5 separate regions of the Mus musculus genome follow, and regions 1, 2, 4 and 5 are each linked to region 3. Evidence: chromatin loops called from intact Hi-C (ENCODE). Cell type or tissue: left cerebral cortex. All regions are shown on one strand.

Region 1 (5,000 bases), 57 kb before region 3:
CAACTGAGGCTCAGAAAGTTAATTAGCTCAACCACTTGAAAGCTAGTATGTCGAGCCTTATCCATCTCAGACACCCAGGCAGAGCATGAGTTTTATAACTATAGTCCATACTTAGAGAGGTACATTGTATATCAGAAACCTGAGTACTGTCAGGAGAAGTTTAAAAATGGGTAAGAACACACTAGAGTTCCATTGATGAATGTTAACTGGGAAAGAGGAAAATGCATTTCTGATGGGCCAGCGCCTTAGTAGCACATGCTCTAGTTGAGATCCAATGATGAATGCTGAAATTTGTGTGTAAAAAGGTTGAAGAGAAATCAGATTGTCATAAGCACCATCTAACTTCTCCAAGTGACTTGTCAGCTACAGAGGAAAGATAGAAGATTAAGGCTGAGGAGACATAGGAGACACCAGTTTTCCAAAATGATAAAGAAATCCTCACTAGGAATAGAGTGCACCAAGATCCTGAGCTCACCAATACAGTGCACATGAAGGGGCAATGCTCATGGTATTCCTGGCAAAACCCATAACCTCGCTCCAATCCTGAGAAAACACTTGGCACACCAAACCTGAGGACTTGTGATAAAATAAATCTCCTTTTGAAAAAGGAGTAAAGGGCAAGGAAAGACTGAGAAACTTATGAACTGGAGGAGACTGCAGAGGAATAAAAAATCAGTGCAACATAGGCAGAACCAATGTAATTTAAATATATATATATATATATATATATATATATATATATATATATATATATAATTTAAGCCTCACCATGAAAGTCAAATGAACACAAATAGAACATTACCAAGGAGAAGGGCTTCTATATAAGTCATGGGGGAAGACCTTTTGAGATAATAGTGAAGGTATTGGGTCAAAGTCTGATTGAGAGCGAGCTCTTGGAGGGGGCAATTCCACTGTGAAGAATAGGTTTGCTTATTGCCTAAATGTAAGAACAGATTGGTATGTGTGTGTTTGATAAACTAAAAGGCCAGCATTATGGGATGTATGGGATGATGGAAGAATGACCAAAGAGGAACTATCAAGTATAGTAACTGGGTGGCTTTAAGTCTAAATGGGCACTTTCATGTAAAGGTACTATTAGTAACCATTATCTGAGAATGTAGGATGAGGACTGGATTGCCTGGGACAAATGTGATGGATGTGACCATTCTATAGAAAGGAAATAATTCATGTAGGATTTTTGTGAGCCAGCAAAGAAGTATGTACTTATTTTGAGTGCATTAGAAAGGCATGGAAAACTACAGCAGGGGAGAGTAGTGTTTTTTGCTGCCATGGGAATGAATAGACTGTTGGGCAAGAAGGATGAAAGTAGACAGAACAATTATGAGAGGATCTCAGAAGTCTCGTCAGAAGACAGAGCCTCGTGACTGAGACCAAGAGTGCAAAAGCGGGATGGTCTCATAATGTTAGGAGACAGTAGGGTTAGGGAATATTATTTATTCCTACCAGAGAGGTAGAGCAAGCCCTATACAAATGGAGAAACCTGGACAATGTCACAGGAAACAGGACTCGGATCTGAGCACCCATAGTAGATTCAGAGGGAAGGATTAACAGCTGACATAGGTGTTTAGCTGGAGATGTATTCATGAACTTGGTCAGTCCAGCACTAAGTTGTAGGAACCATAGAGCCTTTGAAGGAACTTGCCTGGAAAAGTGACATGTTTGATTTGTCTTCAAAACTTGACCGGAGTCCAAGCATACGAGGAAAGTTTAAAAAAACTAAAATGAGAAGCCAAAACCAACTGAAAATAGATAGAGACACTTTCTGCTACTTAGAAACATAAACAAGAAACCAGAAACACTACAGAGGCGGTACCATAAGGTGAGGGGACTTTTCCCTGAAAACTGTCCGCCCATTCATCAGACACGCCCTGGGTTGTCAGGGGGACACAATGTAATTAATTGTTGCCTCAAGGGCTGCTGAACAGGGTCGCTGAGTCATAAAGACAGCTCTGAGAGGAAGACTTCAGAGACAAATTAGTGTCACGGACCCTGTGCATTTCCCTCCCACTCCAGTGCTCCTGTTAGACCACTCATTTCTAAATTTTAGCAATCTCGTTGTGACTGGTGTGTCCACGTGCAATTTTGGCCAGCTGAACATGGTAGCTGAGCCAGATATCTCCTTCCCTGCAGACATATAAACCCATCAGCAGTGGGCTGGTAATATAATTTACAGTACACTTGGCCAGCCTTATAAAACAACTCTCTGTTTCCAGGGAAATAGAGCCCTGACAAGAAGAGATGTTTATGGCTTAATTTTCACTGTGTTCTCCACTGTTTCTGTAGCAGCAGCAGCCTGTGCATAATGCATCCTAGTCACCTGCCAAACGGTTACAACTTTGCTGTCATTGTGTTTGGCAAGATAAGTGCAACATCAGGCTTTGCTTAATATCTGCCCTACAATCCCATTACCTTAGCCTGTGATGGCCATCCTTATGACACACTCCTCCATTCTTAGGACGCAGGAATTCATATGGCCCATGGCTCTTCTCTTCACGAGATTAGCTGTTGTTTTACACAGTTCTAAGTAAAGTTCCTATAAAATGGTACTGAAGGCTTGCGATGTGACTCTAGAAGTAAGCCATTCCCTGTACATGCAGACAATTAACCTCCCGCTCACTTTTCCCTAGCCCCTTCCTGAATGGTATATGATAGTATCCCTTTTATTTATGTCATTAGGACAGCTAAGTTTCTTTTAGTAAGCAATTCCCCAATGCAACAACTGCTAAAATTGAAGCCTCATAAGGTCAGAGACTTATTCATTTCTGGATCCAGAGCCTCTAAAGCAGAGTTTGGAACTTTAGAACTATGTACTGGGTAAACAAGTTCAAACAGTGACATACCAAATTTACTCGATTAATTGAAGATTAATGCTGTAGGTGATGGTTTGCGAAGACAGGAATATTATGTTGAGTGTTGGCCAAGGGGGCCGATGTATCAAGTCCCCGCAATGTAACGTAGAAAGTAATATTCATTCTAACAACATTCTGCGTTGCAAAGCTTTCCATTTGAGGGACAGTTTATTAACCTGGTGACTCTCAATTCTGCTGTTCATAAATAGAGAGTTGTGAAGGTTCCCCACAGTAATTCTGTTTTGCTTCCAGCTACATTCACTAAATGGTAGATAATGTATTTTGTGTGCTGTGTGGGTTGTCTATGATGTCTGGTCTGGTCAAAAAACTTTTGTGTTTCTATTTTATAGCTAACTGTTAGAGATTGAAAATAGCATATGTGTATAGCATAGTAAGTATGTGTGTATGACCCAATCTTTAGGTGTATTTTGTGTAGACCCACTGAATCCATCTGTTGTGGAATATAATTGATTTTATGCAAATCTTAAATAATATCATTTTGGAAGTTGCATCTCCAAGGCTGTTGAGTATGATCTCTACCGTCATTGTAAAGGTAATAGAAAATGGGAGAAGCCAAGTGTACAATACCTCCATTGTGAAAAGAAAAAATTCACAATATTGCGGTTTACCATAGACTTCCTCAGAGGTGAAATAAAAGATTTGAATACAGGTAGTGTGTGTGAGTGCATGAGTGTGTATGTGTGTGTGTGTATTCAAGTGTAGATCCACATGTGTGAAAATGAGTGTATGTGTAGATGCACATGTGCCCAAGTGTGTGTGTGTGTGTGTGTGTGTGTGTGTGTATGTGTAGTTTTGTGTAGAGGCTGGAGAACAATCTTGAATGACATTGCTCAGATGCTTTGCAGCTTGTTATTAAGATTTATTTCATTCTTGTTTACATGTGTATGTCTATAGGAGCTTGATACTCTGGAGTTAGCATCCTAGGTAGCTGTGAGCCACAACCAGACTTGGCTATTGGAAACCAAACTCAGGTCTTTTGCAGGAACAACATGAAGCCTCAAACCCTGAACTATCTAGTCCCTAACCTTGCTTTTTGACCAGAACTTCTCATTGGCTTGGAATTTAACAAATAGGCCAGACTGGCTGGATAGTGAGCCCCAGGATGCACCTATCCCTGCTTCCTCGGTGTTAGGATTACACGGGCATGTTACCATGCCTTGGTTATGCTTGTATGCATAGGCAATCTCTCTCTCTCTCTCTTTCTCTCTCTCTCTCTCTCATATATAAGAGATGGATGGATGCATCATGGATGCTGATGTTTGGGCTTTGGCCCTCATGCTGGCATGACCAGCACATGACTAACTGAGCTATCTCCCCAGCCTGAATGCAGGTAAATTTTAAGTTTCCTCCCAACTCCAAAATTCAACGCAATTTAGAGGAAGCAATTGGAGGACTTTTGTGCTGTATTGTTTTCCTGATAAAATTACATGAGATTGGTCCATTGAATATACTATGCTCATAGCTGATATAAATCATATTTACCATCAAAGATAAGAGTAAATGATGTAACTCTAGGGTTAGAGAGTTCACCCTCTGTCATTATTGTGAAAGTAGAACCATTGTATAAAGGATTTGACCACAGAAGAAGGCAGAATATCCACCTGATTTCTCCATTTAATCAAAACAGACTTCTTAATGAGGAAGAAGACAAGAAATCACAAAAATTGACCTTTTCATCTTACAGGACACTTCACAATTTGCAAAACTCTTCCAACATATTTTCTTATTTGATTTTTGAACATTCTTCAGGATTATGCAAAAGAGAGGTCAGGGAAATGTGACTTTCCTGTAGAACTGGGGATGCATCAGGGGCCTCTTGGCATATAGGGGTCCCCCCCCAGGACTCCATTCTACATCCAGCATGGATGTATTGTATATGAAAGAAATAGGTCTTTCTGTAGGCACCTAAAATTAAAATATATGCATGCATGCATTAACATACAACTGTATTGAGTTAACCATTAATACCCAAATGCTGTTTGGATATTTTCATATTCATATTTCAGGGTCATACTGTAACTCAGAATCCATTCTCCACTCTTCAACCTGCTTTACTCAACTTTGTACTGTGGAAGGTTCCCCCAGAATAAATTTTATTAACATCTGTTC
Region 2 (5,000 bases), 980 kb before region 3:
AGCACACCATCCAGTGCGCTGCACTGGCTTCTCTGGAAGGCTCTGGTAGACCCTCATGGAGCCTGCTTGATCTCCCAGAAATGGGAAGTTTACTCTTAGCTGCCACCCAAGGTGCAAGGTGCTGTATTCTTTTGTTGACTGCCTCTGGCGACTCCTGCTGGGCATGGTGTCAAGGCCTTTAATCCCAGCTCTTAGGAAATGGAGGCAGATGGATCTTTGTGAGTTTTGAGGCCAGCCTGGTCTACCTAGTGAGTTCCAGGACAGCACACACACACACACACACACACACACACACACACACACACAAAGAATAAAATAAAACCCTTAATAAGTCTTTTGAGGCACAACTGCACATCCCACCTGGTCTCTACCACCCACCTGTTTCATGACTGCTGCAGCATGGGGGGTGGGCGGGGATTGAGTGTCCTGGTAACCTGAGTTAGGGCTCTGGAGGCACAGACTTGGACCTAGCGCTTGTCACCTCTCCTTTTCTGTAAAATGAGGAAGACCACAGTGTCCACCGTACATGGCAGGAAGATTATAGGCTCTGCCCATCCGCTCTCACTGTGCACTCCTAGCCGTCACAGCCTGTGGTCTTGGTGTCTGTTCTGCCTGGCTTGCTTTTTTACTATAGTCCCTGTCTGCCAGGTGATGATGCTAGGCCAGTTGTCCATCTGTCCATCCATCTAGCAGATGCCAGGCAGAGAGCTTGGTGCTGTTATCCCATATCCTCTGTAGCCGCCCTGGGAAGTCCTTGACCACCCTAGACTGAATCAGGCCCACACAACTCAGCCCCCTCCAAGGGTTGCATTGTCGCTTGATTGGCATCAGGCCATTCTATTGCAAATCAGAAAACCTTTAGGGATGAAGACCATGACAGTCCATTTCCGCTGGACCTGCAGCACCTGAATAGTAAGGTGTATACTAGGAATCAGTGTTTAATAGGTAAAATGACCTTTCCCAGGTTTTGGGTTGTTTTTGTTTTTTGTTTTTGTTTTTTAACTGACTTGTGGAGCTGGTAGTAAGCAGCCAGCAGCCAGCTAAAGAGATCTTGTGTACCGGCAATGACTTGGCCTGCAGAGAGGCTCGTGATCTGACCATGTGGGGCCCTGGGCAGTCACAGATGCCTCCAGCTGCCTTGCTCTGAGGAACATTTCATCCAGAGGGAGAAGGAGTGAGAGGCAGATTGACTTAGGGCTGGAGGCCAGGGGGAGCAGGACTCGGATAGAGGAACCACGGGGCTGGCCTTGGTGCTAGCCAGCATGCCTTTGCTTCTTGCTGAGACTGTTGGCCTCTGGCTTCCAGCAGTGTGAGATTCATCCCCCTTCCCAAGCTAAAACGAAATAAGTCACTGTAATAACAGTGCTGAGCACATCATTACTGGCATGTGGCAACTCAGCAGGGGAAGATGTGAGGGTGGGGGGTGGGGGGGGAGAAGATTAACTCTTAGAAGCTTCGGAGTAAGGAGTGGGGCAAGAGCAGTTCACTGCCTTCTTCTAGACCAGGCCAGGGCAGAGGGAGGTGAAAAGTCAGAGTGTCTTCAGTCATGGTGGGCCCCCCAGCTGGCTGCAGGGTGTTTGGGGTTGGAAGATGTCTCCTAAAGATTCGTGGTGTCTTCTCCAGTCTCCTCCAGCTTTGTAGGACTAAGCCTAATGGCTGTGTGACCACTGCCTCTGTTTGTCTGTCGTCCTCCCGAGATAGTGATGCTCTCATCTGGGTTCTAGATGAAACTAGAACATGGGCTGTCCCTCACTCCTGGGGAGCTTAGAAGCCTCTGGTTTCTTACCACAGGCTCCATAGGTACCCAATCAGAGTCTCCCCCCCCCCCATGAAAGTGGTGTTTGTCCTCTAGGGACATGCTCTGTCATCTGTGGGCGGAGGGGAGGGGAAAGGGGCTGTGTGGGAGGCTGGGTAGGTGAGTATGGGGCTGTGAGGGCGGAGGAAGTCACTCACTCTGCACCCCCTCCTCTTCCAGCCCCTCCCATGAACTGCTTGGGAAGAACTCTCTCTTTAAGGACAGTGTTGATGAACTGTACAAATTCCTGCTCTCTCTGGCTGTAGGACCCCTGCAGCAGCGGGCTCCATCCCCGGTCCCAGGATGTAGCTAGAAGAAGCTGAACATTCAGCATTCACCGTTTCCTTAGCTCTCTTGTCCTTGGCCAGGCTTTAAGGTCATCCTGAGTTCAAAAACTACAGGCAGGCGTAGGCAGGAGCTGTAGCTTAGCATACTGCTTTGGTCCCGAAGGCTTGGTTCATATGTTTCTTTAGGACCCTTCCCATCCACAGAGTCCCTGAGAGTCTTTTGTGTATTCAAACCTTTTCCTGTTCCAGGTTGTTGAGGCTGGCCTGAGAGGGTGTCCCCACTATAGGGATGGGATATAAGACAGAGACAACATCATTGCTGTGTTCTTTGCCCCCTGATAACACTTGGTTCCAGGTGAGGTCCTACCCCTGGACATCAGGTGGTACCACGGTACAGAGAAAAAGGTCACTGAAGGTCTTCATCTGTGCATAGGGACTGGCTCAGAAGAGTTCTGGGGGCCACTAAGCTAAGTGAAAGGCAGCAGAAAATAATAGGAGAAGGCCCAAGAGCTGGTGGGGCTTAAAGTGACAGGGACATTTTCTCCTGTCTCAGAAGTGACCTTGGTCTGGACTGAGTTGAGTATCTCAGCTGTTCTCCTGACTACTCTTAGGGCCACAGGTCCAAATGCAGTATCTCGTTTGGTCAGCAGGTGGCACCTGAGTTTACAAGTCAGGGATATGTGTTGGAGCCCTGGCCCTTTCCTCACAAGGGGTACCCTGAAGGATGAGATTCAGGCTCTTTTTATTCTTGGGCATGGTCCAAGGAGACCAGACTGATATCCACCACAATTGGGGCAGGTACAGGCCCGAGTCATGAGTCAGTTGACTGTTGCTGAAGTTTGAGTAACTGTCCTCTAAAGATCTGTGTTTTAAAAGGCCCTAGCTTTGGAGTCAGGCCATCCACCTGTAGTAGAAAGGACCTACTGGGAGGAGTTAGGCCACCTAGAACTGTAATAGTTACTCTTCTTGTTGATGTGGTAAATATGTGAGAAGAAGTAACTTAGGAAAGGAGGCGTTTATTTGGTTCTCGTTGTGAAGGTAAAGTGTGGCGGCATGTCCGAGGCTGTCACAATGCACCTGTCACCAGGAGGTAGAGGACAATGAACACCACTGATTAGCTCTGTCTCCTTTTATTCAGTATGGGACCCTAGCCTGCCACACGCTTTTAAGGTGTGTCTGCTTACCTCAACTAACCCAATATAGAGAATTATTTATAGACACTGGGAGCAGGTTAATTTCTGTGGCAGTTCTGATAACCATTATTACATTGATTGCCAAGACTGACCATCACAGGGACCCTTGATGGGATTTGTTAGCCTCATCTCTCTTTGCTTCCTGATCATTAAACAAGCATTCTGCCCCCACCCCACCCGCTCTCAGTCTTTGGTCTCATGCATGAGTCCTATGAAGAAGTGTGAGCCTCCTCCAGTTATAACAGCCTGTGATTTGGAGGCTCAGCACCTGATCTTCCTCTTCCTTCTTTTTCTTGCTTGTAGAAACAGCTGGCATATGTGGGAACAGGAGCAGGTTTTAGACCCTGATGTGGCCAATTATGGTTTGACCTCACTCCAGACCCCATCGTGTGAGATAGGTTGATCAAGGTAATGCCCGGTTACACGAGGGTCCAACGGGTTTGCAGGAGAGAGAGGGATCTCATTCAAGCAAATGGAGACTTTCTGAAGCGTGTGGCATGTGACCCAGGTTCTTCAAAGATGAGCGGGATTAGCAAAGTTACAGATGGGAGGAAGGGCACACTGGGGGTGATGTGGGCTCAGCCAAGGTGTAGTGGTAGGGGAGGCAGAAGCTGGGAGGTGGCTGAGCTTTGTTGACTAGACTGTAGTGTTTAGGAGCTGAGGCCACGTTCTGAAAGGCCTGCAATGTTCTTTTCAGGATGTGAGTCTGAGGGCATGGATGAACTGGAGAGGAGACTGAGCAGGGGACGCTGAAGAGACTGACCTAGAGATAAGGGAGAAAGAAAGGCAGGATACGCTGAGCCTGGTTGTCTCAGTGATGCAGAGATGTGGTTACCTTGTTGTTTGTTTTTTATTTCTCAAGACAGGGTTTCTCCGTGTAGCCCTGGCTGTGCTGGAACTCACTCTGTAGTCCAGGCTGGCCTTGTACTCACAGAGATCTGCCTTCCTCCCCTTCCCAAGTGCTGGGATTAAAGGCATGCGCCCTCATGTCCAGCAGATGTGGTTATTTTTTATAAGTGGGCAAGTAAAGTAAGCAGAGTTCAGGGTTAGTGGCGCCCAGGAAGTGATCATAATGATTATCAGCTACACTGGCACTGCCATCTTTGTCAGCTACACTGGCACTGCCGTCTTTAATTGCAGACACACTCCTGCATAGGCATGTCTCTCCACGGACACAAGCGAGTCAGGATGTAACATGTTTACAGATGATCCAAGCACGTAGACACGGTATGGACATCCATATCGTAGTTCTCGAGATGCTGGGATCATGAGTTTGAGGCCAGCCTGCGATATGTGAGTGAGGCTATACTGAAATAAAGGAAAAGAAAACAGAGCAAGCAAAATGGAAACCATGGACAGAGGCTCCTTCACCCCTAAAATTTTAGGAGAAGTTAAAGAGAATGACGTCACTGGCTACAGTTGAGTCTAGAAACACCAGCCTTTCTTAAGGGAAGCCCTTGCTTGGTTTGTGACCTCTGAAACATGTTTATGTCTGTCTTTTGTCATTGAACTCCCCTACCAGGGGTGCAGGGATATAGAATTGACTTTATTTTGTTGTTAATAGTTGCTAGGGATGGATGCAATGTGTTTTCATGAGTGCTATATGTTATAGGGACTTAGTGTTCTCCGTGGAACATGAGGCTGGAATTTCTGTGGAGATTCAGAAGAGATATAGGGGTGCTGTTGTATACCAGGTACATACATTCATTTTTGTATGAGCTCACA
Region 3 (5,000 bases):
AAGTGCTGTAGGAACGCTCCATAGAATTTGACAAGCTTCTACCTTGCTCTGACACATATGATACACTGAATCCTTTTAAGCTTTCTTTCAAAATGGGTCTATTTCACCCAAAACTGTACCTGCCTGTCTTAGGGTCTTGTTGCTGTGCAGAGACATAATGACCAGGGTGACTCTTTTAAAGGCAAACATTTAATTGGGGATGGCTTACAGTTTCAGAGGTTTAGTCCATTATCATCATGGTGGAAAGCAGGGCAGCATGCAGGCAGACTTGGATCTAGAGGAGCTGAGAGTTCTACAACTTGATCAGAAGGCAGCCAGGAGGAGACTCACTTCTGCACTGGATATAGCTAGAGATTATATGAGACCTTAAAGAAGTGACACATTTCTTCCAGGGCCATCCATACTCCAATAAGTCCACACCTCCTTACAGTGCCACTCCCTATGGCCAAGCATTGAAACACATGAATCCATTGAGTCCAAACCTATTCAAACCACCAAATTTCACTCTCAGGCCCCCATAGACTTAACTATAACATAATGCAAAATGTTTTTAATTCAACTTCAGAAGTCCCCATAGTCTATCACAAGTCTTAAAATATTTTTAAAGTCCTAAATTCAAAATCTTTTCTGAGATTCTTGTAATTTTTAAAATATGATCCCCTATAAAATCAAAATAAAAAAGCAGATCACATAGTATTAACATCACAGGATATATATCACATTCCAAAATGTCATAGTAAGGAAATATTGGACCAAAGAAAAACCAAAATCCAGCTGGGCAAGCTCAAAACTCCATCTCCATGTCTGATGACCAACTCCTTTCAGCTTTGTTGACTACAACACAATTCTTTCTCTTGGCCTTGTTCCACTCCTTGTTACTGGCTTTTCTTAGGATGTATCCCACAACTCTGACATCTGTAACATTTTTGGGATTTCCAAGGGAACTTTAACTTCATAGAATCTTGTTCCATTGTCTGATCCATACATGATCTTCTGAGCTCCTCTAAAGAGCTTGGATGACTTCTCCAGCTCACCCTCTGTAGAACTCTAGGCTCTAACTTCACTACTATTGCTGTTCTTGGTGATCATTCCACAGTACTGGCATCACCAATTTTCTGGAGTCTTTCACTTCAACTAGCCTTCATCAATAGCCTCTCATAGGCTCTCTTCATGGTGCCAAGCCTCAAATTCTTTGCATGGCCCCTTCATTCCTTGGCCACCAACTGCAACTGAGGCTGGACCTTCACCAGTGTCCTCTTACAGTGCCAAGTCTCAGCTGCTCTTGATGACCCCCTCATGCCTTCTAAAGAAGAACCACCTGGGTAATTCTTAAAGATTACCCGCTGCTAGCATGAAGCCTATCTCTAGAACACAGCTTCATTTTGCTCTCAGAAAACACTTCTGAGAAGATTTAACCTCAATGATGCTGATCTCTTCTTAATCACGGATAATTTCTTAGCTCCAGCTAACCAGCATTAATTGTCCCAGTAACCCCTTCTATTTTTGATTCTAAAGCCAGAACCACATGGCCATAGCTGCCAAGTTCTGCTGCTTGCTGGAGCTGGAACATAGCCTCTTCATTCTATTAAATCTCATGAGTATTATTATTATTATTATTGTTATTGTTATTATTATTGTTATTCCCTTCATTGCCTAAACTTGGCTCTCTTGGAGCTTGCTCTGTAGACTAGGCTGACCTTGAAATCCAAGATCTGCATGCTCTGTCTCCTGAGTGCTGGCATTAAAGACCTATATCACCATGCCTGAACCCAAGCTCTTCTTTACTGGAAACTTGCTCTATAACAGGCTCGCCTTGAACTCAGAGGTCTGCTTACCTCTGTCTCCTGGAATTAAAGGCATGTGCCACCATGTTGGAACCTAAGATTTTCTTTAATTCCTTTTAACAGGATCTATACCTGTTCTGGATTGCCATTATTCCAGATATAGTCAAGTTGACAAGTGAGAATAGCTATTGCAATCGATCCCTTCTCATTTTGACACACAGTCATATCTCTTTATGTCTCAATGAAGACAATAACCAGGTGATAATAATGGCAAACATGATATAACTCTCTATGGTACAACTGCAAATGCATAAACAATAAGCTTAGTTGTGTGGCATCTTGCCCTGAGGACACCACTCCCTTAATTCCATTTAATTTCCTTGAACACAAGAATTAACTCCATTCTACTTCCCAGTGCCACTTTAATACTTGAAACATATATTTTGTTTCTTTGCCTTCATTTTCAATATGTCTGAGTTAGTGCATTGTGCTGGGACTGACAATGTGCACTTTAACAACCATGTTCTACTACTGTGGACAGTTTGCAGATAGGCTGCTTAATAATAATAATAACTTTGCTGCAACTGAATGCTGCAATTTAGAGCTCCTGGGAAGGGAAAATGGTGGGCAAATTAAATCATCTATGTCTTCTGGGCTCTATCTTGAATTTTTTCACAACTTTCTATTTTTGGTTTCATTCCACTGCACAATTAGTGCCTTTTATGTAGGGTACATATTGAGGTATGTGTGGTTTACATTGGTGGGAAGGAAAGGTTTCCACATCAGAGTTAGGCAGGGAATATTAAGTAGACTCAAACTGGGGAAGGTTTGTGGTTGGCTCCTGCAGTGTGTGGGAGTTAACACCTTCTCTGCTGCAATTCAGGATCCAACTAAAATCCGAATACCCTTCTTTTGCACTGAACATTGGAGGGTCCACAAAATAGCAGAGCACCTAAGGCTCTGTCTCGGAAGTCTGATTTCATTAAGGCTAGGCTAAGACTTACTCCTTAACTTGTATCGCCACCTACTGTCCACCTGTGTAAGAGACTTGCTTGTTTTACACAGAATTCCATCTCTAGCCTTAATGCTCAAATTTTTCTTTCTAGAAAATCACCTTTAAGTTCAAAATAGCAGCCAGCTTCCTACTAATATTAAAACTTTTCATGTATGATATCTTTATTTATTTACTTGAAAATACTTATTCAGGCCAGAGAGATGGCTCAGCAGTTAGGAGCAAGGTACTGCTCCTGTACAGGACTTGAGTTTGGTTCCCAGCATTCTTGTCAAGGGACTCACACAGCCTGTAACTTCAGATTTTATCTGGCCTTCTCAGGCACTGCAATTCTGTGCACATATCACACACATGCACACTACACACAGACACACATAAAATTAAGACTACATTTGAAACCGTAAAGACATTATTCCCTTAAGCACTTCACATTGTATCCAGCTATGGATAATGGTCTCTTCGATCCTTCCCAGTGTTCAAGTGGAAATACTTCCCAATCCAATTCCTATCCTTTTCTATTACAGAATGCTTCTTACTTGAGAAGAGTGAGGAATACTGTCCTATAACATTGTTCCTGATTCCTTTTAGAAAGGGGAAGTGTATTTTGAGAAAACCTGTTTCCTCTCAATGTCAGCCATGCTATCTTCAGAACTAGAGATGGAACTCTCCCTTTAGATTGACCATTTCCAAGTTGATTCTTAATTTGGTCATGTGTGAAAATATGCCAGTTATTTGAGCTCCCAGCTTTCATGAAGACCCACTTTTTCAAAGTAGATCGCAAAATAGCAGTATTCAAGAAAACCAATATTTAAATAGCAAAGTCTTGCTTTATGATTTCAGATCTGTGTTATATTGGACAGCATGTTTTCCAGTTGTTTGCTAAGGTCCCAAGGATGGGGATGTATGTAAGGAGACCAAGATGGCTAAACATAGTTTACCTGAGCAGTAATAGATAAAGAAATATAGATAGATGTGAGTAACACAATTCCTTCTTGGTATTAGGCATCAGATGCAGTATTCACCATGGGAAGAAAAGAAAAGCAAAACTTCTGTGTCTTTTTGTTCATCCCTTTGTCTCCACTGCTCAGATGATATCCTGGAGTTTTGGAGTCAAGTCTAACTTGCTTAACTTTCTTAAATTTCCTTCCATTGACCAAGACTTAAAGTATCTCTCTATTTAGAAATCCTCCAGAAAACCTGTTCTAAATCACACTATGACTTCAGGTTAACAGCCTCTGTGGAAAATATTAATTTATTCTTACAACTTTGTGCAGACTTCCTCGATGTCTGGAGACTATTGATGCATAGACATTCCTGGAAATGTGCCTGTCATATAGAATTGAAATCAGGCATGTTAAGCTATTACACTAACAGCAGCTGACATATATTAAGAACTTGTTGCTATCTGCCAAGTGTCCAATGTTACATGGATTATTTAATTTAGAATAACATTGAGAAATTGGTAGTGTTCTTTCTACTTTACAGATTGGAAAGTCAAGGCATATACTGCTCAACTAGCTTAATGTTAGGGACACTTTAGGAACTGGTAGAAAGTGGACTAGCATCCGGAGCCAGCCTTATTGCCAAGTTCATGATCATTAAATGCAAAACCCCAAACTTGTCCCATGTTAAATCCTTCTAAATTGTCATTTTACACTTACTCCTGCAGGGAGAAACGGACATTGTTCTTGGGTCTTCTTTTATGAGTGTAGCTAGATGGTTTTGGTTCAAGATTCCAGTCTTGATTCAGAAACTTTTATATTTTGTTAGAGAAAACTGAACTATTATGGCCAGAATGAGCCCAGAGGGTTCTCTGCAGTGAAGGCCTGGTAATGCTCTGTAACACAGCTGCATGGCTCCAGCTATGGGTTACTCTGGACAGCATAAGTATATTAATTAATTTTCCAATTGCTGCAACAAACTATCTTGAAAAAAAGCCAATTAAAGATGAGTTCATTTTGGTTTGTAGTTCTGGGTAAAACTGTAGCTCAACATAGTGGAGTAGGAATAGAGGTAGGAGCTTGAAGCATCTAGTCATGCTATCAGGATATGGATCTAATGCTAAACTTGTTGTTTATTTATTTATTTTAGTATAGAATAGCATTTATTCAGGGAATGGGGAGGGGAATTGAGAGGGTAGTACAGACAGAGAAATGGAGAGAGAGAGAGAGAGGGGGGAGGGGGAGGGAGGGAGGGAGGGAGAG
Region 4 (5,000 bases), 250 kb before region 3:
ATTCATGGCTCATTATTTAAGTTCATGGATGCCCTTTGCTCACAGTTTTGAACTGTCGTCACCTTTAGAGGTTTTATAAAAGTTCATAACTAAAGTTGTTCCCCTCCTTCCGCCTTTGCCAAGGCTCTGAGGGCAAAGTATAAACAGAGTAATTAATGAATGACATTTGTGGGAAAATAGTTCAAGTGATAAATGATGACAGAAGAACAAATCACAAGAAGGGAGCTGCCCTGAATTCTGCTAGTGTTGAACATTGTGAAGTGCAAAATGGGCTACACATTAGATTCTGGATCAACAAGCAGTGAAACTGTAGAGCTCTGGTTCTCAACCTGTGGGATGTGACTGCTTTTGAGGTTGAATGACTCTTTCACAGGGGTCACCTAAGACCCTCAGAAAATGAAGATATTCTCATTACAATTCTTTTGGGGGTTGAATGTCCCTTTCACAGGGGTTGCCTAAGACCATCTGAAAATACAGATATTTACATTACAATTGATAACAGTAGCAAAACTGTAGTCATGAAGTAGTAAAGAAAATAATTCAGTGGATGGGGACACCACAACATGGAGAAACTGTACTAAAGTGTCATAGCATTAGGGAAGTTGAAAACTATGACTCTAGGACATTATCCCACTCCTTTCCTCTCTTTTCTCTTCATTTTTCTGGCTTCTTCCCTTTCCATCCCTCTTCTCCCTTCACATCTTCTCTTGTTTGTTCCTCACCACAAAGTTTCTAAGAGGCACCAAGGGTAAAACCTCAACAATCACTCCAGGCTACGACCTTGCTGAGCACAGTGGCTTTGTGAGGCTCTCTGGGATGCCTTGTTACACAGGGTCAGCCTGTTTGTGTGTGTGTGAGTGTTGGCTAACATAGCAGTCTGACTTCAGAAGTTTGAAGATAAATTTTCAAGCTGTTCATGGAAATTCCCTTAATAGAAGAAAATTTATGTCTACAATTCAAAGAAACAAACTCTTTCTTCTAAGGAGAAATATTTTCTAAAATTTCTTCTATCGTCATACAGGACATGAGTAGAAGAACTGAAAAATTCCTCTTCCAAACTCCTAGGGCTAAGTATGAGGTTCTAAATTAGACCCAAGAGGCCACTCATAAGAGACTAAGCCTGTGATATGTCTGGGAATTATTAAAGTGAACAAGGTACATGGTTCATCCTGTAAGGTCTGGTGACCTTCCCATATCTTTGCATCATTGTTAGCCTTAGAAGTCATATAACAACTACATGTCTTCACCCGAGTCTCTACAGTTACATTGTTCTCATGATCCAAAGATATGTGCTATTTATTCTCAGGCATCTGAATCTGACTGAATATGTATTGACACAACTATTCTCTGAAGTTTTGTTTTGTTTTGTTTTGTTTTATCCTAGTTTCTACCTCTATTCTCCCTTGTCATGTCACAAAGAAGAGTCCCATGGAAGTTCCATGGGTGCAGGAATAAATACACCATGATTCCAGGCAATCTCAGGCCTAGATCTCCTTTTGCTGATGGACTTTGGACAAGCCATTACACCCCAATTCTTCAAGCCTGCTTTCTTTGTCTATATGATGGGGTGTTGGATGTTACAAAAAGCCTTTCTAATTAGGACTGGGGATTGCAGATAGTATCTTGTCTGTCAGTTTTCCTCAAAGAAACTTTTTTTCATCACCAATATCTTACCTAGTATATAATGAAGTTTTCCATTATCTGACTCCTTTTAAAGTGATGCAAGCCGGGTGTGGTGGCGCACGCCTTTAATCTCAGCACTTGGGAGGCAGAGGCAGGCAGATTTCTGAGTTTGAGGCCATCCTGGTCTACAGAGTGAGTGCCAGGTCAGCCAGGGCTACACAGAGAAACCCTGCCTCAAAAAAAAAAAAAAGTGATGCAAAAGGTGGCTTTGGGTCTGGGGTCCTCCCTACTTCCAACAGAGACCCTGAGTTTACACCCAAAGGACTATCAATAGCAGCTATGATTGATGTCCTTTGCCATATGGAGAAAAATATTTGTCACATCTTTAGGTTGCCTGGTTCAGTAGAATTGCAAATGGGGGAAAATTTCACAGCTTACCATTAAAGTCACCGAACTCAAAAGGACACACTGGCTTACAGCTGTGGACCACCTTGAATAGATACGTTGACAAGCTAAACCTGCACAAGAGCCTGTACAACCTTTTGGAGCAGCAGATTTGGAATTCCTCATTTTCATGGGTAATTACCATAGCCTTCAATTTTAGGAACATGGCAGAGTTTTTGTTCCTAATTTTCTTCTTTCAGGTGATGGAACCTGCCTGAGGAGCTCACTCAAGGGATGGGACTCTGTTGCCCTCTAGTGGTTGGAATGAAGTAGGTTGTGCAGTGAGTCCAGTGCCCTCTACACCTCCCCAACCCTACCTCTCCCCCCAACCCCCCACCTCTCCCCTAAGCCCCCCCCAACTCCCCTCCAACCCCTACCCCCCACCCCCCGCAATACACACCCAGCCCCATCAAAGGCTCTTAAGTACTGATCTAAAGACTCCTTTCAGGACAGCTCTTCCTGAATGGTATTCTAGGATGAAGAGGGGTTTGTTTTATAACATACCACAATGTCCTGTTTTGTTCCCACCGACCCCATCGTTAGGGTTGGGAGGCACCTCCTCCTTCTGACATCAGATGTCCATGTCTAGGGGTATCTCAGGCACCTGAGACCTGCATTCACAGTCACACGTTTGCCATGTCACTTCTGCATCAACTAAATGTTGTCTTTAGCAAACAGATATCATTATGTGGTTTTCCAATTAACACTTCCCAAGGGGAGCTGGTTAATATGGATGAGGCTTTTTAACATTTGGCGTTGAATTCAGAGAGGGTTATATGCTGTTGTAACAGACGGAGCCGACATCTTGGTAATTGGCTGAGGTTTGCAGAGGAGCAAGGCAGATTGGGGAACTCGCCATCTCTGGGGCACAGGGTCTTTGTAGAACGTTGCAGTGGAACAATATAAACTTTCCTCAGGCAAATTGGAAGGCAGGGCTAGAGCACTCCAAGGTTATAATTCTGGATGGGTGCAGAAGCAAAGAGCTGACTACCTGGAGATCTCATGTGTGTGATTGACCTTGGGTTGAAGTGGGTAGCTTAGTAGGGTTCCTTTATTCTGAATTCTGCCTTTCCAGCAGACAATAATAGATGATAAAGATGAGGAGCTAGATAGCATGCCCTGTAGCATTGAAAGTCTTAAAGTCCAGGAAGTAGGGACAAGAGTCAATTTAATATATCAGCACCCTACTCTTCATGATAAAAACTCCAACTTACCCAATAGGATGTCTCTTTTCTTACTTACCCCTTCAACAGTTTAACCAGTGGAAAGGAAAATGGAAATATGACATTTCATCACTTTGGAAAAGGATTCTTCTTTGAAAACATGGAAACTTTCTGTCTATGGACATTAGGGATGTGTCTTCTCCTGGCAAAGCTACTGAGGGCTTAAATGATTTTCTTTTATAGCACACTACATTTCCTCACCTGAAAATGAGGAGCTTGAATTACCTTTCTTGCTTTGTAATAGAAATGTCATCTTACTTCTCAGCATATAGCTCTAATAATCTGGGGCCTTCCAATGGCACTTCGCCTAGGAGTGAGCATTGCATAGATATTCTCCAGAACCCGAATCCATGCTCTGCATCTGCACATTTCCTGATTCCCAGGCTTTGTGACCATCACTGATTCCTCTTCATTTTTATCCCTAGCCAGGCCCCGTTCTGACCTCTGATGCCGCCCATCTCCATGTGAATATTTTGCCCAGTCTTGCTGACCTATATAACCAGAACGATTTTCAACAGATTACCCCCCTTCCCCATAGATTGATGTTTAGGTTTGAGAGGTCTTTGTAAGCTAGAGACATCTGGAAGTGACTCTGAGTTACTTGCTGGGATGTGATTTGACTGACAGGAAAGGGGTTCAGTTTTTGCTCTCCACCATCTGGCATCCTCTTCTGGACAATCTCAAGTATGATCTTAATACGTATGAGCAGCATATTTACATTGCCAGCCTAGGTTATCTCCACGGACTCTAGACTGTTTTCAAGATTCCTATTAGACATTGCCACAAATCTAACCCCACATCCTTTCTCTGCTCCACACGTCATGCTGAGGTTTCTCGGGATGCTAGATATCAGTGGCAAAAACAGGAGAGCTTCATTTTTTTCATCAAGTGACCTTGACTTCTAGCTTCCTAGACATCTCCTTTCTCTCTCCGTTTACCTTTTTACCTCCACTCAGTCACTGTGTCTTGCGTTGTGATTCTGCAAATATCATTCCAGACATTGTCATCCCCTCTGTGCTGACTTTATTGTCCTTGTTCAGTATCCATCATCTCTAGCTGATGTCCTGACATGTGTGCCCATATGTACAAGAGCTACGTAAGTTGTGTTAATCGCCAAACCAAATCTGACTGTAGTTTCTTTGATGAATTTTATTTTAATGATAGTCACATGGAGACACTTCAAACACAGTGTTGTAATAATATTTATGAAAATAGAAAAATCCATGAACAGCCTTTGTTGGGTTCACAGGTTAAAATATCCATCTGAAATCTCATTCTCTGGAATTTTTAACCAATACCCAGAGTTATTGTTTTTGACTCCATGCAGCATTGTAGTAAAATATGGGGCATCTTGATGGCAATCTTATGGTGGCCAGCATCTGTGGGTTTTTTTCATGCAAATTACTTACCTTTTGATAAGCAGAAAATACTTTATACTTTAAAAACAGATTCTTTTTTTAAAAATCTTTTATTTATCTATTTATTTATTTACAATCCAGATTTTATTCCCCTCTTGATCCTCACTCCAACTGTACCACATTCCATACCTCCTCCCTGCCCCTTGTCTCTACAAGGATGTTCCCATTACCCACCAAACAACCCACCAGACCTCTAAACTCCCTGGGGCCTCCAGTCTCTTGAGGGCTAGGTGCATCTTCTCTGACTGAACCTTAGACCCGACAGTCCTCTGCTGCATATGTGTTGGGGGCC
Region 5 (5,000 bases), 390 kb before region 3:
CTCAGAGGACGGTGCTTCTAATCCAGTTGATCGTGAAGGATAGCCATCACACTGTGTCTGTGGTTCTGGTCCCAAAGCCTGCTGCTTATGCTTAGGCCCTTGCCGATTGGTGCAGGATCATATGTGTGGAGCTGCTTTGCAAATGGTGTGAATGGGAGACAGGGATACACGATACTTGTTGGCTCATAACCTCATTTTAGTTCTCCTTACTCATTGGTGGCTAGTGACCACCACAGGAGGCTTGACAGTGTATGGAGCTGAGCATCTCTATGTACATTTACTAGTCACTCTTGTCAACCTCTTCCTCCTACACTTTCTGATACAGTCATTATGAGATGCACTATCACGGAAACAAACAAAACCTCACTATGAATTCTGCTCTCTCCAGATTTATAAATAAATTCTCACTTGACCTATTCCTTCTTCTATGGAACTTTACTTTTATCTTCATATCGGGTTAATGAGTTGGGGTGTGGGGCCTGGGGAAATAGGCTTAAGTAAGGTCAAAGTCACATGTGAATGTTAAGAGAGGATTGGAAAATAGTGTTCATTTGAGCACCCACTAGGTGCTCACATTGTTCTCTGGGTATTGGCTGCTTTTTCTGTAGTCTTCTTGACAATGTCACAAAAAAGCATAGCTCCCCAGTTTTACTGGTGCAGAGACTGTTAAACCCTTAGGGGTTAACTAAGAATCAAGATCACATAGCTGGGAGACTCCAGACTCACTGTCTTTTTTTTTTTTTTTTTTTTTTGAAATAGCACACGGTTATTTCTCCAAATTGTCTTTCACATAGCCTGCACATGTTAGATAGATCTTGTACTAGTCACCAAAAGGATGAAATAATTGACATAACACTTGGAGAACAAGCCCAGGACCTGACACAAAGCCACAGCTCCACAGACAAATAGCATTATTTTTAGATTTAATAGCTTATAAGGGAGGTGGTCCTTATAATATGTTGGAATGTGAAAAGAGAGAATCTTGGCTAACTGTAGCTGGCTTATTAGGGGTAGTGCAGGGTAAATGTCACTATGGCTAACTTGCCCCAGACTACCTGGTGAAGACGTAGCAGCTGCTTCCATTAGTGTTTGTGTTTGCTTCGACCTAAATGCGGCTTTCCTCTTCTAGTCTTGGCCTTATTTCGAGGTGATTTTTATGTCATGGCCTGTATACAGTTTTCTGAGCATACCCTTTAGTCAGCATCAGAGAATTTAGCTTGAGAGCTTTAAATTGGAGAGTAGCATTGTGTGTCATGGAAGGATGATGCTGAGTTGGATATAGTGGTGCATGTCCAAACATACTCACCTAAACCAAACCGCTTCCCCCTCAAAAAGCCTTGAGTTCTCTGTCCATGGTGCCGTACCCAAAACTCCCTGAGGTAAGAAACCTGGGCCCTCTCATCTCCTAAACCTATCTTTCCTGAGTAGAGAGACCACAGTTCTGTGGAAACAAGTCTGGGCTGGAAGCTAGGAGATTTAGTGACAGTTCCAATCACTTGCTCTGTGGCCCCAGGCAAACTAGCCAACCTCTCTGTTTCAATGTTCCCACTGGTAAAATTGAGTTGCTAACATTCTGTCATTCCCGGCTCGGAGTGCTGCTGATTTTTCTGTGAGTAAGTGAGACAACAGATGTTAAAGTGGGATATGAATGCTCTGTATGATTATGTTGCTATTATTGCCTCTCAGCCTTTTAATCATACATTTTGACTGTATCGCTTTAATTCACGGAGGCACCCTAAGGCCTAATAACATATAATGCAGTGAGCAGAAAAATCAAACAAACAGATAAATGCACTGGGGGAAAGAAGAGATAACTTTACTATGGATTTCAAGCTTGTGAATATATGGCTGGATAGCTTAGAGTATGTCTCTAAGAAGAAAGATAATAACCAGCGAAGAGTCACCATGTCTGGATGGATAGACAGTGAAGAAGACCACCTTGAAAACTCATTCCTGCTCTGCTTTTGAAAGGATTCTTTGCCCTCCATGAAATGGCTGCAACCATTTTCTTTTGTTTATTGTACTTGCTACCATCCAGGCTATAGGGGATAGAATCCCTAGGTTGTGTATTCTCCTTACAAAACATGGAATCACAATAAACTAAATCCTTACCTCTGAAAGACTCACTTTCTCCATCAAGAAAATGGGCTTCATAGCAGCAATAACTGAAGGTGATGAAGATCACATTTTAAAAGGAGTTTGGGTAGGTGGTAGCTGTCACGATTCTCCCCTGGTATGCTTTGGTACAGGTATTCTATTAAAAGGTCTTTAATTGTCTACTTTTTTTTTTGCCTTTTGTGCATTGTTTTAACTTTTCCAGATGTATTTTTCTCTGATTCTTTTTGTTAAAATTTTATCTTTCAACTCAGAGATCAAACACTGCCATTTCTGACTAATTTAACCATAAGTGGTAGTTTTTCCTACCTAGACTTCCTTTACTATGAACATTTTACCCCAAGAAGGGACTTGTGATTACCTAAGTACATCACTGCTTTCCTCAATGGATGATAAGATCCTGGAAGATGAGATCAGATCTAGCATAGTGCCTGGATTGCAGTAATTGTCCAGAACCTACTTAAATGCACATGTAAGGGCAATGTATGCATTACCTGTCCTCTTAACCTTTGGCAGTAGAGTATGGCTAGAGGAGGTGAGCAGCTACCCATGGCTATTGATATATTGACTGAGAACATTGGGCTTGTATAGTCAAATGGGAGCTTGAATGAGGGTTCCAATTTGGAATAAGGACATGGGAACTGTTAAAGACACATTTCATCATGGTCATTCTTGGTCTAGCCTTGGTCTTGGAGATGTTATGAAAACACAACATTGGCTTTGAAAGGTTTCTTTTTATTTCCAAGCCCAGAGCTAGTGAGCAGTCATGAATCAAGAAATTGTGTAATATGTAATCCTACCAGAAGGTGGCACACTACACTAGTTCCACGGTCTGTTGGCTTTGCTCCTGGGGATTCCCCAAATAAATGTGGGTATTTTGACAGGTAGCATTCCGTGGTGTCTTGCCTATTCTAAAGCCACTGCCTCCTTATTCTGTCTCCATCCCTATGGCACTCTGCTTCCCCATGAGGTATAAAGATGAAAGTGATTCTAGTCCATGGTGAAAACAGCCAATGGATTTTCACCTCTTGGAAGATTTCTGCTGAGGTAAGATGAAGGGGTTGAGGCTACTTCTCAGTTTCTGCGTAGCTACATATCCAACTCAAAGCATAAAACCTTTTAATTCCCATTGTATTAGTAGGGAGTTATTGGTCATTGCCCCTTTTTCAATCAAGGCATGGGAAGAAGGAGAAACGATCACTCTCTTCCTTCCTTCCTTTCTTCCTTCCTTCCTTCCTTCCTTCCTTCCTCCCTCCCTCCCTCCCTCCCTCCCTCTCTCTCTCTCTCTCTCTCTCTCTCTTTCTTTCTTTCTTTCTTTCTTTCTTTCTTTCTTTCTTTCTTTCTTTCCCTCCCTCCCTCCCTCTCTCCCTCCCTCCCTCTCTTTCTCTCTCTCTCTCTCTCTCTTTCTTTCTTTCTTTCTTTCTTTCTTTCTTTCTTTCTTTCTTTCTTTCTTTTCCTTGATGCCTCTGAACTCTCTTATTATTTCTGATTCCTTGTGTGAATTATGGGGAAACACTTCACTTTGTGCCTCTCCCTGATCTCCTATGTGTGCTTAATTTTATTTATATTGCTCTTTATCATCTTCTTGGACTTTCACAAAATATTTCTATGGTGTATAGTGCAAGTAATCATCTCATTTCTTAAAACCCAAGTGATAAAACCTCCTACAATTCTCTGCAATCATCAATCCTGTCTTCCCACAGGGCTGGGGACATGACTTAATCGCTAAAGTGCTTGCCATGCAAATGTGGGGTCCTGAGTCACATTACTAGGACCCACGTAAGAAAGCCTCGTAAGAAAGCCTGGTATGGTGATATGTGCATATAATTTCATTATTGAGGAAATGGAGACAAGAAGACCCCTAGAACTTACTGGCTAGTCAATCTAGTCAAATTAATAAAGTCCGGATGACTTTGAAAAACTTTGCCTCAAAGGGTAAGGTAGACTACTGCTCTAAGGAGTGACATCCAAGGTTGACCCCTGTCTCCACTTGCACATGGACAACAAACATACATGTGAGTCTTACAGGAACACATACAGCTACACACATAAATGCAACAAAGAGTTGGTTTACATGCATCATTTAATTTTTGAATATCTATTGGTTTTTTATGTAAATGCATAGTTTGCCTGCATATATGTTCATTCACTGCTTGTGTGATTGGCACCTGTAGAGAGCAGAAGAGGCCATACTGGAGTCTCTAAAACTAGTTACAGACAGACATGAGGTGCCATATGGGAGCTGGGATTGAAACCTAAGTATTCTGGAAAAGCAGACAAATGTTGTTCAGTGATGTGCCATCTCCCCAGCCAAGATTTAATTATTATTTTTAATTTATGTGTGCACATGTGGGTATGTGCATGTTAGCACAGGTACCCACGGAGGCCGGAGGCATCCTTAAAAGCAGCGAGGCACCCCAGGTTTATGCTGGGAGCTGAGCTCCATCCAGTACTCCGCAAGAGCTGAATGCACTCTTAGTTTCTGAGTCATCTCTCCAGCTGTTTGCTTTTTAAATATAACATATGCTAGTGCTCCTTTAAGAATGTTATACACATATGCAAGGTATTTTGATAATATTCATGTTCACTCTTTTCTCTAACTTCTCTCACACCCACCTTCATTTATCCTAACTTCCTATTATCTTTTGAAATTTTTTGTAACCCACCTAGTCCAGTTTGTGCTATCCATATACTTACCAGAGGGGACCATCCACCGAATCATGGCCAGCCTTCTAGGGACCACACCTTTAAAGAAAATGACTTCCTATCTCCCAGAAGCCATTGATTGTTGATACCTTCTCAGCTTGGGTAGGAGGGAGCTCATGAGCCCCTCACTTCTTGTTATTGAAATATTGATTAGCTTGATCTTGTGCAGGCAGCAGTCA

What was found. Peaks named below come from ENCODE experiments on the same cell type or tissue, not always from the same donor. Only the 100,000 strongest peaks of a DNase experiment are listed, where the experiment ranks them.
Region 1: it touches region 3 in a loop (6-fold over the local background); 7 of 42 quality-filtered maps call a loop at or near these places.
Region 2: a loop joins it to region 3, with 3 times the contacts of the local background. A loop is called at or near these places in 5 of 42 quality-filtered maps.
Region 4: it touches region 3 in a loop (2.6-fold over the local background); 4 of 42 quality-filtered maps call a loop at or near these places.
Region 5: a loop joins it to region 3, with 4 times the contacts of the local background. A loop is called at or near these places in 8 of 42 quality-filtered maps.

The regions. Positions count from the first base shown.
Region 1 is chr12:89,324,133-89,329,132 of GRCm38, forward strand. All of the region lies in intron 7 of Nrxn3 (neurexin III), which reads left to right. Among named protein-coding and RNA genes, the nearest start is that of Gm40537, 350 kb to the left of the region's middle. In left cerebral cortex, no CTCF peak of the experiment used is centred here; a DNase peak (open chromatin) is centred at 1,914.
Region 2 is chr12:88,402,578-88,407,577 of GRCm38, forward strand. The region is part of intron 4 of Adck1 (aarF domain containing kinase 1); the gene reads left to right. Among named protein-coding and RNA genes, the nearest start is that of 3200001D21Rik, 28 kb to the left of the region's middle. In left cerebral cortex, a CTCF peak has its summit at 2,725 (motif pointing right); DNase peaks (open chromatin) are centred at 1,165 and 2,726.
Region 3 is chr12:89,380,676-89,385,675 of GRCm38, forward strand. All of the region lies in intron 9 of Nrxn3 (neurexin III), which reads left to right. Among named protein-coding and RNA genes, the nearest start is that of Gm40537, 410 kb to the left of the region's middle. In left cerebral cortex, a CTCF peak has its summit at 2,822 (motif pointing left); a DNase peak (open chromatin) is centred at 2,803; H3K27ac peaks cover 221 bases.
Region 4 is chr12:89,132,259-89,137,258 of GRCm38, forward strand. All of the region lies in intron 3 of Nrxn3 (neurexin III), which reads left to right. Among named protein-coding and RNA genes, the nearest start is that of Gm40537, 160 kb to the left of the region's middle. In left cerebral cortex, a CTCF peak has its summit at 2,307 (motif pointing left); a DNase peak (open chromatin) is centred at 2,289.
Region 5 is chr12:88,989,398-88,994,397 of GRCm38, forward strand. All of the region lies in intron 3 of Nrxn3 (neurexin III), which reads left to right. Among named protein-coding and RNA genes, the nearest start is that of Gm40537, 19 kb to the left of the region's middle. In left cerebral cortex, a CTCF peak has its summit at 2,914 (motif pointing right); DNase peaks (open chromatin) are centred at 1,575, 2,951 and 4,535; H3K27ac peaks cover 1,360 bases.